Linked DNA regions of Mus musculus: region 2 is linked to region 1. Evidence: chromatin loops called from intact Hi-C (ENCODE). Cell type or tissue: gastrocnemius. All regions are shown on one strand. Links, peaks and the distances in the headings refer to the core of each region. The heading gives the core; the rest is flanking DNA. Region 1 has its middle 3.9 kb from the start of Gm38726. Region 2 overlaps Pdgfa (platelet derived growth factor, alpha).

Region 1 (6,255 bases), core at 2,350-4,849:
TACCTGCTTCTTTTACTAGGACAGGCCTTGGGATCTTGGCAGGACTGGGCTGGTTCTGGAACCATAGCTATGGCCTTCTGTGACCCAGCACCTCTGAGGTTCAAGCTGATGTCTGGGGACATGTGACAAAGACAAGCCAGTGACAGAGACTTAGGGTTGGAGATAGAAGAGTTGTATTGGGGGGGGGGTTTAGAGGAAAAGGGAGGGAGAGAAGAGGAGGGAGAGGGAGGGGAAGGGGGAAGGGAAAAAGGAGGGGGAGGGGGAAGGGAAAAAGGAGGGGGAGGGAGAAGGGGAAGGGAAAAAGGAGAGAGAAGGGGAAGGAGGAAGGGGAGAGGAAGAAGAGAGGGGCAGGAGGGGGAGGGTAAGAGGAAGAGGAGAGGGGTAGAGAGGAGGAAGGGGAGAGGAATAGGAGAAGGATAGGGAGGGGGAGGGGAGAGAGAGGGGGAGGGGGGAGAGAGAGAGAGAGAGAGAGAGAGAGAGAGAGAGAGAGAGAGAGAGAGAGAGAGAGAGAGAGAGAGGAGAGGGGTAGGGATGGAGTGTAGGGCAGAGTATTCAGAGCACAGCATGTAGTTGCTGGCTCCAGCTAGTTTGTGCCTACTCACCTGAATCTTGTAGGCCTGCCAGCTGGATCTGATTGCTTTAGGTCCTGTCCTCTGGGTCTGGCAAGTCAGAGCCCCTGGGCTGCAGCTGAGCCATGCTCCTGCCCACCTTAAGGCTAGGTTCCAGAACAGAGAAGAGTCTCTTAAGGTGTCCCCCCTCCAGGTCACAGAAGCTCCTGTGGATCTTTTCCCAGTGACAAGCATGAACTTGAGACCTGGGTGGGGGAGCCGTTGCCCAAACACAGGTGCTGAGCACAAGGGGACCACAGAGTCAACTCTCTGTCGCTTTGCCCTTTCAGGCATGGAGTCCTCTGTCACACCGTGGGTTTGTCAAATGATGGACTGGTCCAGCCACGTGGCCCCCTGTTGCCTCAACTGTTGGCAGTGGTGATCTGGCTGTGGCTTTCTCTGGGGTGTTCCGGCAAAGGGTGGGGGTGTGCTCAGGGGTGCTGGCACACTGGTCCTCTCTAACAAGCAGGCCTCCGCAACCCTTTCATCTGATGCTCACATCTTTTACAAACACCGATTCATTAGGCTCCCGAAACAGGCACAGGCGGAGGGAGCAGGGTCCCTTCTGTGGGAGGGAGACTGAGCCTCCTCATTGTTCCAGCTTTCCCTGGGGCCACCCACCGAGCCACAATGAGATCCTAGGTAGGAGTGCAGCTCAAGGGAGCCGCGGAGGGGCCCCTGCTGGAGAGGTGAGGGGCCGGCTTGGAGTGTGAGAGCTGACAGGGTCTGGCAGGCCGTCCCACCCGGGGCCACGTCTGCCAGTTGCCCGCGCACAACTAAGTTCAGCCAGGGGCTTCGCACAAGTCCTTCGTGTACCTTCAATTCTCCCTTTTTATTGCCAGGAAACAGAAATGAGCTCCTTTGAGGGGTCAGCCCAGGACTGTCTGCCCCTGCCCCAGGCTACACTTTTCCCTTACATTTGCCTTTGATGTCACCAGGAGGGGGCATTTTGTTTACAGACTTGAGAAACTTAAGGATGAGAGGGCACCCTCAGGATTCGCAGTGAAAAGGTGGAAGCGGGAGAGGAAGCGGATTCTAATCGCTCGATCTCCGAGTTCCTTCCTCTCTCTCACCATCTCAACTAAACTGTAATCAGACTTTTGTTGGGGTTTAGAAAGGGTTTAAGCAGAAACTCCAGGGGCTGGCTCTGCTAATTCGTGCCTTGGGATCCCCTGAGAATTGGAGCGGGAGATGTAGCAGCGCCTGGGTACAAGCCCATTCCCGTCTGCCCACCTGGGCCTCTTTGAACACCCGGACATTACCAGGGCGTCCATTGTGTGCCTGTCACTCAGGGCCCTTTGTGCGATTACTTTCATTTAGAAGGCCTCGCCTGCTATTTTGGTAGCAGTCTCAACTTAAGGTGAAAGCTTGTCTTTTGCTTGACAGTGAGGGAGGTGAAAATTACTGTGTGGATAGAAAACTGCAGGTTACCCAAATAACATGTCACCGGAGATCAGGCCCGAGTCTCAAATCAATTCATAAAGCAGCAAGCCTGTTGTGTGCCCCAGGCTGCCTGCGAGGGACCCGCACTGCGTCTCTCCATGATGGGGTGGCTGCATTTCTGGATGAAGTTTTTGTTCCTTCGTCATCCCAGGCCTCAGAGCACCTTTTACTTGTGGGTGTTTTTCTGGAAGGTAGAAGCTGCTTGCTCTCAGTTCCCAGGGAACTCGGACAACCGCAGAGTCCAGAAGAGCAGCCTTTAAATGCATTGGTGGGGAGACTCACCTGCCAGATCTCCACTGGCACCAGTGCTGGCAGGACCAGGAATCCAGAGATGCTCAGGGCAATACTTTTCATTGCACTGTGTGGGTGGGGGGGAAACAGCCCTGGGACTTCCTTTGTGTTGAAGCTTCTGGGCTGACTCTTGTCTCACACTGGATCCTTCATGTCTGACAACCTCAAGACATAACATCTCTTTGCAGGCAAGCTTGGGGACAAACCGTGACTTCACTCAAGGCCCAAGGGAGAACCTGGGAGGCATTTTCTAGACACCCCCCCTCCCATGCCTGATTTTTAGTCTGTGCCTCAGGTACCCCACAGCTAAGTCCAAACATATCACTTGCACAGACATCCGGAAATCTATAGAGGAAGATGATGACGAAGGAGCGGTGGGGATGGTAGGTGGGTACTGGGGTTGTGTCTGAGCACAGCACAGCGATGAATGAAAATGTCATAAATTTTGCATTTATTTATGTATTTACATGTGGGCGTGTGTGGGTGCACACATGCAGTGGTGTACGTGTGGAGATCAGAGACTGGTCTAGAAAAATTAATCCTCTCCATGTGGGTCCCGTGGGTCATCAGGCTTGGTCGCAAGCACCTTTACCTGTTGAAAGCCATCTTGTAGGCTCCTAAAAAAGTAATTTTTAAAAAGAGAGAAAAGACACCAGAGGCGGAGAGGTCTGAAGTGGCTGTGAAGGTTGAGTACCCCAAGGTCTTCTGAGAGGTGACCCTGTTGGGAAAAATGGTGGATGTCCCATGCAAACTCCAGAATAGCTCTGGGAGAAGCTTTTAGATGTCCTATCCTGGTAGTTAGAGGAGTTCTGGTCCTTTCCTCTAGCAGATGGTGTAGATTGTAGAAATCCAGCTGTGAGGAGCCTGAACTGTGTAGTTGGTGTCCAGGGGCAGGTACACAGCAGACCTGGGTGACCCCGCTGATACCGCACAGCCAACTGATGGCCCCCTACTCCTTGCTGTGTTCCATGTGTTGGCTCCACATGGAACAGTTATTACCTTCTTACTAGGGCCAGGAGGAAGACCAAGCCAGGCAGTTCTGGGCATCTGGGCCCCCTCCCTACCCCAGCAGAGCCAGCAACCCCTACCTGTGCTAGCCTGTGCCTGTAGCAACTGTCATTTGGAAAATATGTGATCCGGCAACCTGAGACTCCAGCCTCAGCCCTGCACGCCCCAGCGAGGGCAAGCGGCTGCTTCCTGGGGGCTTTCGTCCAGCCAAATGAGAACCCCCTAGAAAAGTGGCCTCCGGGGTCTTGTTCTCACAAAGGGGCTGGCTCCCCCTCCCCCTCCCCCCAATGGCTCCTCCACCTGCCCTCAGCCATCTGTAAGGCCTGTCTAAGACTCAGATCTCAGATCTGTCACCTGAAGGTGTCACTCAGAACAAATCCCCAGAGAGCCAGGTGCGGCGCCGCAGGGACACTGTTGGCTGCCAGCCAGGTTCCTGGCAGGCCCAGGGAATGAGCCCTTAGGAGGCCCAGTGTGTGCCCAGGTTATCCCTGGGACATCTCTAGTCGTTACCCTACACAGCAGAGACAGACAGGGACCTTTGGGTCCCTGTCAAGCAAAAAAGAATGGCATTTGTTTGAATTGTCAAGGGCATACTAAGAATGAGGCTCCATGCATGGTGTGGCCTGGGTCTCCCACAGAGGGCAGGGCCGGCAAAACTCTGCTGGCATTGAACCTGCTACTCTGCTGGCTTACAGCTGCTGGGTGGTGGGGTGGGCTGCTCCTGTTACTCGAATGGCACGTCCAGGCCTAGAATGGGGTGTGGCCAGGGCAAAAGCCGAGGCTTGTGGTTTCCCAGTGAGAGCTAGCTAGGTCTTCCTAGTACGCAGGACCCAGTTAGTGATGAAAACCTGCTTCTCTAGGTCTGTGAGGATTAGCCCTTCTCCTTGGATATATATGTATGTGGGGAGCCATTCATACTTCCCTAGTAAATCTTGAGCCTTTTGGGAGTACAGACCTGCCAAGCACTGGACCCTAAAGCAGAAGGAACCACAGGTAGGTAGCCCTACTGACTAGCACCCCAAACTCAAACTTACCCCCAACTCTTTCCAACCTTTGGAGGTGGGGATCATAGACCTCATGACAAAAATGTATATGGGTGTTTTGCCTTCCATGTATGTCTGTGTACCGTGTGCATGCAGTACGTGCAGGGGCCAGAAGAGGGTGTTGAATTTCTGGGACTAGAGTTCGAGATGGGTGTGAGCCTCTATGCGGTGCTGGGTGTTGAACCTGGACATGGACCCCATTTTTACCCCGTGAAGCTCAGAGATGTTGAGTAACTTGCTCCAGGTCACAAAGCTAAAGAAGATCTGCCTCTTGTCTCTTCCAGTAGGTAGGTAGAGGCTTGGCATCTTGGAGACTCTTCCTGTGGGTCCTGTTCTTTGGTATGTAGATTAAGGAAACCGTAGGCCTTGACAGGAGCTGTGGGGAGGGGAGGGTCTGTGCAGTCACAGCTCTTGAGGAGTCCATTGGGAGCTAGTCAGCAGAGCTGTGGGATGATTGCATAACTCCTAGGATGGAGGGGGCCTTGGCAAGGGGGTATGGCTCATGCCACACCCAGCAGATCTATTGGCACTAGGTATGGTTAGATCCGGGTGTTCCAACAATATCATTGGCTGGCCTTATTTCACATCTGCTTTTCTGTATGCCAGCCTCAATCTCAGGTAGGCCCTTCCACACGGCCGAGGCAGCCCCATTTCCCAGGGCCCTCCTGCTTAGCATTAAGGGAATCTGCCTAAGGGTCCACAGTTGAACCGGGAGTGACATGGCATGGGTGCCCTGGCCCACTCTGAGGTCCTCGCTAGGGTCTGGCTTAACTGCAGGTCTTGGGTTCACTGGGAACCAAAATAGGGGGAGGAGGCTGAGCCCGACTGAGTTGTTACAGGTCTGGGTATGACGTTGCAGTTGCAGAGGTTTGTTTGGTCATCAACGCCACAGATGGCTTGTTTACCTCCCATGACAGGCAGCTCAGCCTTTCTGAAGAAGTCTTGTCCCCTACCTAGTGGAAGATCTCAGAGACAGGGACTTTTTGTAGTCACTGATCAGACACTGACAATTGCCTCATAGGGCCATGTGGCTTGGAAGCTTCAAGCCCGGGTGTGTACCTCCAACCCTAGGGGCGGACAGCACATGCTCTCCTTCTGCCAAGCTGCCTCCCTGGGCTGCAACTCAGTGTGGGACATCTCCAGAGGGAGGACACTAGGAATGAGGGAGGAAAGTATTGAATCTGTGTGAGGGGACTCTGACTCCCTCATACAAACCACATACAGACCCCCCTCTTTTAGACAGAATCTCGAGTATCCCTGGCCACCTTCAATTTTGCTCTGCAGCTGAGGAAAACCTTGAACTTCTGATCCTCTTGCCTACACCTCACAAGTTCTGGGATTATGCGGTATTTGGGATGAAATCTAGGATTTTGTGTGTGCTGGATAAGTACTTGATCAACTGAGCCACATCCCTAGCCCTGCAGGGACATCCTGAGGGGTCCCTTCAGGTCCTGATGGCCCTCATAGACACAGATGTAAGTTCCTATTCTTTGGCCTCAGTCTCCGTTTCTCCCTGGTAATGGTGTGCTGGCTACAGAACACAATGACTCTCTGGGATGACTGGCTGAGGCACACTCTCCCTCTCTCACCCTAGCCCAGCATCCCCTGTGTCCCTAGCTTCCAGACCCTCCAACCTTTAGTGACCGCTGGCCTGAGGCCTCAGCCTGTCTCCACCTCACAGCTACCGCTGGCCCTGTGCCTCATTCAATATGCAATTCTTTCTGGGTCCTCAGCCTAAGTCTTTCTTTTCTAAGGACCACGGGATCAGGCGAAGCTGCCCAGTCAAAGGGAATGGGCGCCAGCCTCCCTCGAAGGCCACACAGGACTCAAAGACCAGCCAGAGATGTGTCTGAAGAGGCTGC
Region 2 (6,255 bases), core at 2,293-4,792, 61 kb before region 1:
AGGGGGACGGGGGAGCCGCGAGGTGAACCCGTGGGTAGAAACTTCGGGGGGCTGTGGGTGCCTTTCCAGAAGGGGCAGCCCAAACGCAGCGGACAATGCAGTAACGGGGTGCGGGAAGCGGGAAAGGGGGTGTGTGTAAACTGACCGTGCTCTGGGAGGGGACTAGGGCGGGCAGTAAGCAGGTAGAGGAGGGTGCGGCCGTAGCCTGGGACTGGGAAGGGTGGGCAGCGCCCAGCCGCAGTCCCCAGTTCTCGGTCCCCAAACCCAGTCCGACGCAGGGCTGGAGCAGTCTCCGCCCGCCCAGGCCTGCTTACAGGTGGCTGAACGAGGCAGCTGGGGCCGGGCCAGGCGCCCGCGCCCTCCCACCGCCACCCTCCCCCCCACCCCCATTCCCCGGGAGCTTTGCCGTGATGAATGACTTTCCACAGCCCCTGTCGTGGGAACTTCGTGGTTGAGTCCTCCAGCGACCCTGACTCCCTTTTAAAAACCGGGACGGAGAGTGGGGGAGGCTGAACGGTGGGGGTGGTCTGGGCAGGGACCGGAGAGGCGCGAGGTGGATATTTAACCCCTTGCGTTCCCTGCAGCCTCTCTAAGCCCCGATGGATTTGGGCGTCCTAGTCGGCGCTAGGGCCGTGACTGGGCCTGAGCCGGGTGGGGCGACCCGGCGCGCGTGCTTGTAGGGGGTGGGGTGGGGGGAGAGGGAAGACCCTCTCCCCTGCGGGCTCAGCTCAGGATTCCCGGAGTGAAATTGAACCCTTCGGCTAGATTAAAGTGTTGAGGCTGCTGTGACTCCAGTCGTGGATGCGTGACGCATTTCGACCCTCTCTGTTTCTACATGTGGATTTAGCTATTAAACCAGAAACTCTTCGGGCCCCTGGCTGCCCCCAGACACCCTGGGGAGGCCAGAGCGCGGGTGATTTTTGTCTGAACATGTCAAGGCATTGTTGGGGTATTTTTATCAAGGTCAGACAGATAGGAACAGTGTGGAGGATTTAGGGGGTCCCATCTAGCCCCAGCCGATCCTCTGGCTCTAGGGCCTAACGAGGGTCCGGCCGGGCTGTGTGGCCCCTGGGGCTGGGCTGGAACCCTTGGGCGCGTCCTGACGGTGTGGTCTGCTTGCAGGAAGCCGAGATACCCCGGGAGTTGATCGAGCGGCTGGCTCGAAGTCAGATCCACAGCATCCGGGACCTCCAGCGACTCTTGGAGATAGACTCCGTAGGTAAATCGCGCCCCTGCCCTGCCCTGGCTGAGAGGAGGGCGCGGGCGGCGGGGCGGGCCGGCTGCGCGAGGAACCGTACCCTGCGCGCTCCGCCGGGCCGGGCGCTGCGCAGGAGCGCACCGAAAGGTCAGACTCCACTCGCCGGCCATAAACGCCCAGGCGTATGAGTCAGGCGTTTCTCTTGTAGTTGCCACTTTCTCTCCCAGCGGCAGCGGAGGGTTGCTTCGCTCACCCAGGGGTTGTTTTAAGTGAAACGCAGCGGGTGTGTCACTGAAAGTTCAGTTTTAGAGTGTGCCGAAAACTGCCAGGTATGCGGGTCAACAGCTGCTTCTGGCCCGGGAGCGCGGGAGCCGGCCCGGAGGGAGCGTGGCTGTGGCTAGTCTTCTCCTGGCCAGGGCCCCCAGAGTGCTTGAGGAGCTGGTCGGTCCGGGCCTTTTGTAAACTCCACTCCCTGGTGCCTTGATCGCCTGGGGCTGGGTCCCATAGGTGGGCGCAGGAGGCCGATGTTTTTTTCTCCACACCATCCTGTAAAAAGGCGCGCCTAGTACACGGACGCTTGGGGCTATTTTGGGGGCTTCCCGCCTCGGGCCAGAGCCAAGCCACTGTAGAAAACAATTTGTAAATGTAGGGTTGTATTAGACTCGGATGACAAGGGCTAAAATAAATGGGCGCGATGGGGATGGGAGAGGCAGCCTCTGTGCGGGGAGGACGTGGTCTCCTCCTGTCTTTTGTGATAACCTTTTCAAAATGAACACTTAGCCTGTTTTTTTGTTTTTGTTTTTGACACACTGGGATAAAATTTACCAGCTTAAAAAGAAATAAAAAGGCCCCAGTGAGTTTGTCAGGAGGAACTAAAGGGCTAAAGTGAAGAATTCCAAGTGACGATTTTCCCCCTCCTTGAAAACTTTTCAGAGAGGGCCGAGTGGTGAGAGAATTAAGTAAAATCACATGGTCTAGCCATTTGGAAATTTGTACCTAATTATGGTGGTGGAGAGGCCTGAACTGTTTTTGTTGCATGCCAAAAGCATTTTTTAACCAGGCGGCCCCGTTTCAGTAGTTTCTTGACCCAGGAAATCCTTGGCCTGATCCTTATCAGGAATGGCAGGCCTAGGGTTTCACTTGGATATCAAGAGCTGGGTCAGGGGGTTTGATCTGATCCCTTTTTGAGTAGGCCTGGGTGGGGGACTTGGCTTGGGTCACTTGGGGAAATACTCCCAGAGTTTTTGCTGGTCCCCAAAGGCGGACTGCTTTCCTGCCCTGCTTAGCCTAGGGCTGGGCCTCCTGCTGTCTGTATGTTGGGGGAAATGGGCCATTCACTTGCAGCGGGGACCATTCTTATGCTGTTCCCTGCAGCCACGCCTCCCCCACCCCCCACCATTAATGCTTTTAGCACCAAGCTTCTGTTAAGGTTAAGCCGGTGTGCCCAATGAGGGGGCTGGAGGCCTCCTCCTTGGGAGGGTCCAAAGAGAAAAAGCTGTCCAGGGCCCCTGGAGGTTTCAAATTGCTTCTGAAAGAATGGTGTGTGTGTGTGTGTGTGTGTGTGTGTGTGTGTGTGTAGGACATCTCCACCCTCATTCTACCTATCAGACATTTGGGAATCTCCCTTGGAAACTTCTGGAAGCCAAGTGTGCCTGTGGACTTCTGCTATCCTCCTAGCTTCCTAGTCTTGAAGACAGAGCTGGAGGACCCATCATGACACCAACCCAAAGTGGGGTCTTCCTTGCTGGGCTATCCCCCTGCTCTGATGTGGAAACTATCTGGAAACTAGTCTTGGCTGGTTGGCTCTCATTCACCTTCTGTCTCTTCTTGAAGTGAGGGGCCCTGCGGCTCTGGCTGCCAGAGGAGGCTGCAGAAGGCTGTGGTAGTCAGTTTTAGAGTCAGCTGGAAAGGCATCCTCACTGGGACATCCCTCAGGATGGCCTCTCCAGGTGAAATCTTGCTGTCTCTATATCTAGGTTGCAGGGAGCAGAGAAAGGCTTAGGGGTGTCCCAGCCAACTCCTCATCCAAGTGGGCGGAGCCTTGTGATTGGCACATGGCTTGTCTAGTGAGCTGGCAGCATCCCCATTTTCCAGATGGGGAAACCCTGAAGGCATCTCCTCCCAACCTTGCAGCTCCTTGGCTGTGTGGCCCAGCTCCAGAGGTGGCAAGATTCCAGTGCACTGTCAGGAATGTCCCTGAGCCCAGAGCATTCCATGGCAGAGTCAAGGAGCTCTAAGTGGTCTTTCCAGTGTGGCTTTTGGGTCCAGAGATTCATTACTGGCATGCAGCCTTGCTGTGAACTACAGCTCAGAAGTTCAGGTCGATTCTCATTCTCTCTCTTTCTCTCTCTCTCTCTCTCTCTCTCTCTCTGTGTGTGTGTGTGTGTGTGTGTGTGTGTGTGTGTGTGTGTAACGGGAGCTTTGTTCTCTAGAGCCGCTGGCTAGGCGCCATGGGTCATTGAGCAACTGATACATACACATCCCATCCCAGGCTACTCACAATATTGTAGTCGGGACAGGGCTAGTGGACTCTGTCTGTCCTTCCTCTAGTCATCAGACATTGTCACCCACACATCTGCAATCGGATAAAGGGAGGTGACTTTGACCTGAGAGGGGCTTAGCTACTAATTCATGCTGGGCTCAGCTGTGTCGCACAGGATAGCATTTTTAGACTCCCAAAGAATGCATCAAAGATGCCACCGTGGTGGATTGACTGTTGGCTTGTGACTGTCTGTTTATTTACTTATTATTTTAAAGCTGTGGTCTCAAGTAGCCCAGGCTGTCCTTGAACTCCCTTGTGGCGCCAAGGATATCTTCTTGTCTCTACTTCCATTGGAGTAGGTTTACAAATACTCATCACCATACTGAATGTAATGCAGTGTTGGGGATGGAACCCAGGCTTGTGTGTTCTGGACCCCCTTTCAGATGAACTGCATCGCTAGCCTGCTTTGTTTTCCTGAGAAGGGTGGCCTTGAACTTCAGATCCTTCTGTTATGCTACCACCTCTGGCTCATGACCACCTATCTTGATCTGGGGGGGGGGGGCAGAAGGTGGGCTTGTCTGAGTAGGAGCTGTAGCCAGTCTCTGTGGCTGCGTTTGTCTGCATTAGGTTCAGTCAGGAGACTTTGGATTGGGGAATACGACCGATTGAGCCTTGGAGGCTCCCAGCTCTCCTTTGGTCTTTATTTCTGAGTTTTTGTTTTGTTTTGTTTTTAATTTTTTTTGAGACTGGATCTTTTGTGACCCAGGCTGACATCAAATTTACTTTGTATCTGAACCTTGAACTCTGAACTCCTCATCTTCCTCCTTCCACCTCCTGAGTGAGGGGATTTACCACACCCTGCCTGTCTGATTTGTCTTTGTCTTGTTCAGTTTCTCTGGACTCTAGTGCCCTGGCCTCTGCAGTCAGTGACATCTACTATGTACATGTTGAGGCAAGCCAGGCATCAGAGGACCACAGTTGGTACCACCGCCCTTTCTTGCAGGCCCTGTGAGTGGATGGCCCATTCATTTCTTGTTGAATTGGTCACAGCAGGATGGTCATCACTAGGTCGTGACTCACCACGTCACTTTTTTTTTGTGAAGAGACGCTTCTTTGTAACAGTTGGTTGATGGGAAATTTTTACTGCATGAGCAGTTCTGATCTTATTTTGGGTCTTAAAATAAAATCGGTGCCATTGGAACATTGAGTCATTTTAAATAGTTTTTTGGGCCCAGATTCATCGTTGACATTCACACCTTAGTCGAGCCTTTGCTTTTTATCTTAAATGTGTGGGTAGAGGACGTCTGAGGGTGGAGGAGGCTGGCGTGTCTCCTGTTGGTTGTGGATGGTGTGGTACCTAATAGGCTTTGTATCGCCTGCTAGGGAAACTGTCCATTTGGGCAGGATGTCACTAAATGTTGGGACCCAAGGAGGAGGAAGTTTGCTTGGAGTTCTGCGTGGTATAGGCTGGAAAGGCAGGTGTAGATTGACTGTATTTGGGGCTGAGCCTGTGGCGGGGCTCTTGTCCCAAGGAATTGCAGAACTCAGGGGCAGTGTAGTGGCCCCTTCTTCTGTTCTGGGTCAGTGTATCTCAGGGGCTAGGTTTTCCGGGCTGACCTCAACTCTGTCCTCAGTTGGTGGCTGTACCTCTGCTGAGCGCCTGGTGGCCCTCAAGGTAGAAACACTCCTGCAGGTGCCTCTGCTCTCCTTTCTCTCTTCTGTATGCCTCGCTGTCTTAGTCACCCAGCCCTCGCTTGGGACTCCAGCCTCAGTCCTCTCTCAGCTACCAGCCGCACCCCTTTGCTGTTTCTCATGGCCTCTGGCCCTCCGAGCAGGCTTATTTCAGGAACAGTGGAGGTTGGCTGGCAGCCCAGTCTGGCGTTGCTTCCGATGCCCCTCAGAGGTTAGGGCATTTCATCAAAGCCTGCTTTACAAGAGGGAGGCGCTGTACACACAACAGCAGGAGAGAGAGGCAGCCGCCCTTCCCATTTTTGCTTCAGCTGCGATGGTAGTACTGCTTCAAGACTGGGCTCAGCTGGGTGGCCTTGGGACTTTTCCTGACCCAGTGCAGTCCTCCAGGGGTTCCCTTCGGAGTCATAAGGGAGATTACCTGAGTGCCTTCCTGAATGAACCTCAGAATTTCACAGGAGAGCTGCACTTGGGGGACATGTATACTGACAAGATGATAGGGAGTTGGTTGAAGGCACATCTGTAAACCCCCCTTTCGAGCAGAGCAGAGTTGTCTGGGCTTGGGGACTGGGCCCTTTGTCCTCTTGCTCTGAAACCTGCTGTAGAAGCCCCAGCTGTTTAGGTCCCAGGGGGTGTGATTACATACGTGTGGACTCTTTACCATATTTTTCTTTCTACTTTCAGGGGCTGAGGATGCCTTGGAGACAAGTCTGAGAGCCCATGGGTCCCATGCCATTAACCATGTGCCCGAGAAGCGGCCTGTGCCCATTCGCAGGAAGAGAAGTATTGGTGAGCACGGGAGGCTGTGCGCTGTGTGGCAGCTGGAAGGGGGCAGGTTCCCACTGGGGCTGTGAGTGCTCCGTGCTAACTCGGTCCTCCTCCAGCA

The links. Hi-C counts contacts between places; a loop is a spot of excess contacts. Peaks named below come from ENCODE experiments on the same cell type or tissue, not always from the same donor. Only the 100,000 strongest peaks of a DNase experiment are listed, where the experiment ranks them.
Region 2: a loop joins it to region 1, with 2.2 times the contacts of the local background. A loop is called at or near these places in 3 of 42 quality-filtered maps.

What each region holds. Positions count from the first base shown.
Region 1 is chr5:138,927,605-138,933,859 of GRCm38, reverse strand. No RefSeq gene overlaps it. Among named protein-coding and RNA genes, the nearest start is that of Gm38726, 3.9 kb to the left of the region's middle. In gastrocnemius, for the core only: no CTCF peak of the experiment used is centred there; a DNase peak (open chromatin) is centred at 3,714; H3K27ac peaks cover 451 bases.
Region 2 is chr5:138,988,252-138,994,506 of GRCm38, reverse strand. Pdgfa (platelet derived growth factor, alpha) reads left to right here. Exons shown (of 6, transcript NM_008808.4): 2 at 1,123-1,219; 3 at 6,054-6,158. Among named protein-coding and RNA genes, the nearest start is that of Pdgfa, 3.6 kb to the left of the region's middle. In gastrocnemius, for the core only: no CTCF peak of the experiment used is centred there; a DNase peak (open chromatin) is centred at 3,300; H3K4me3 peaks cover 677 bases; H3K27ac peaks cover 1,581 bases.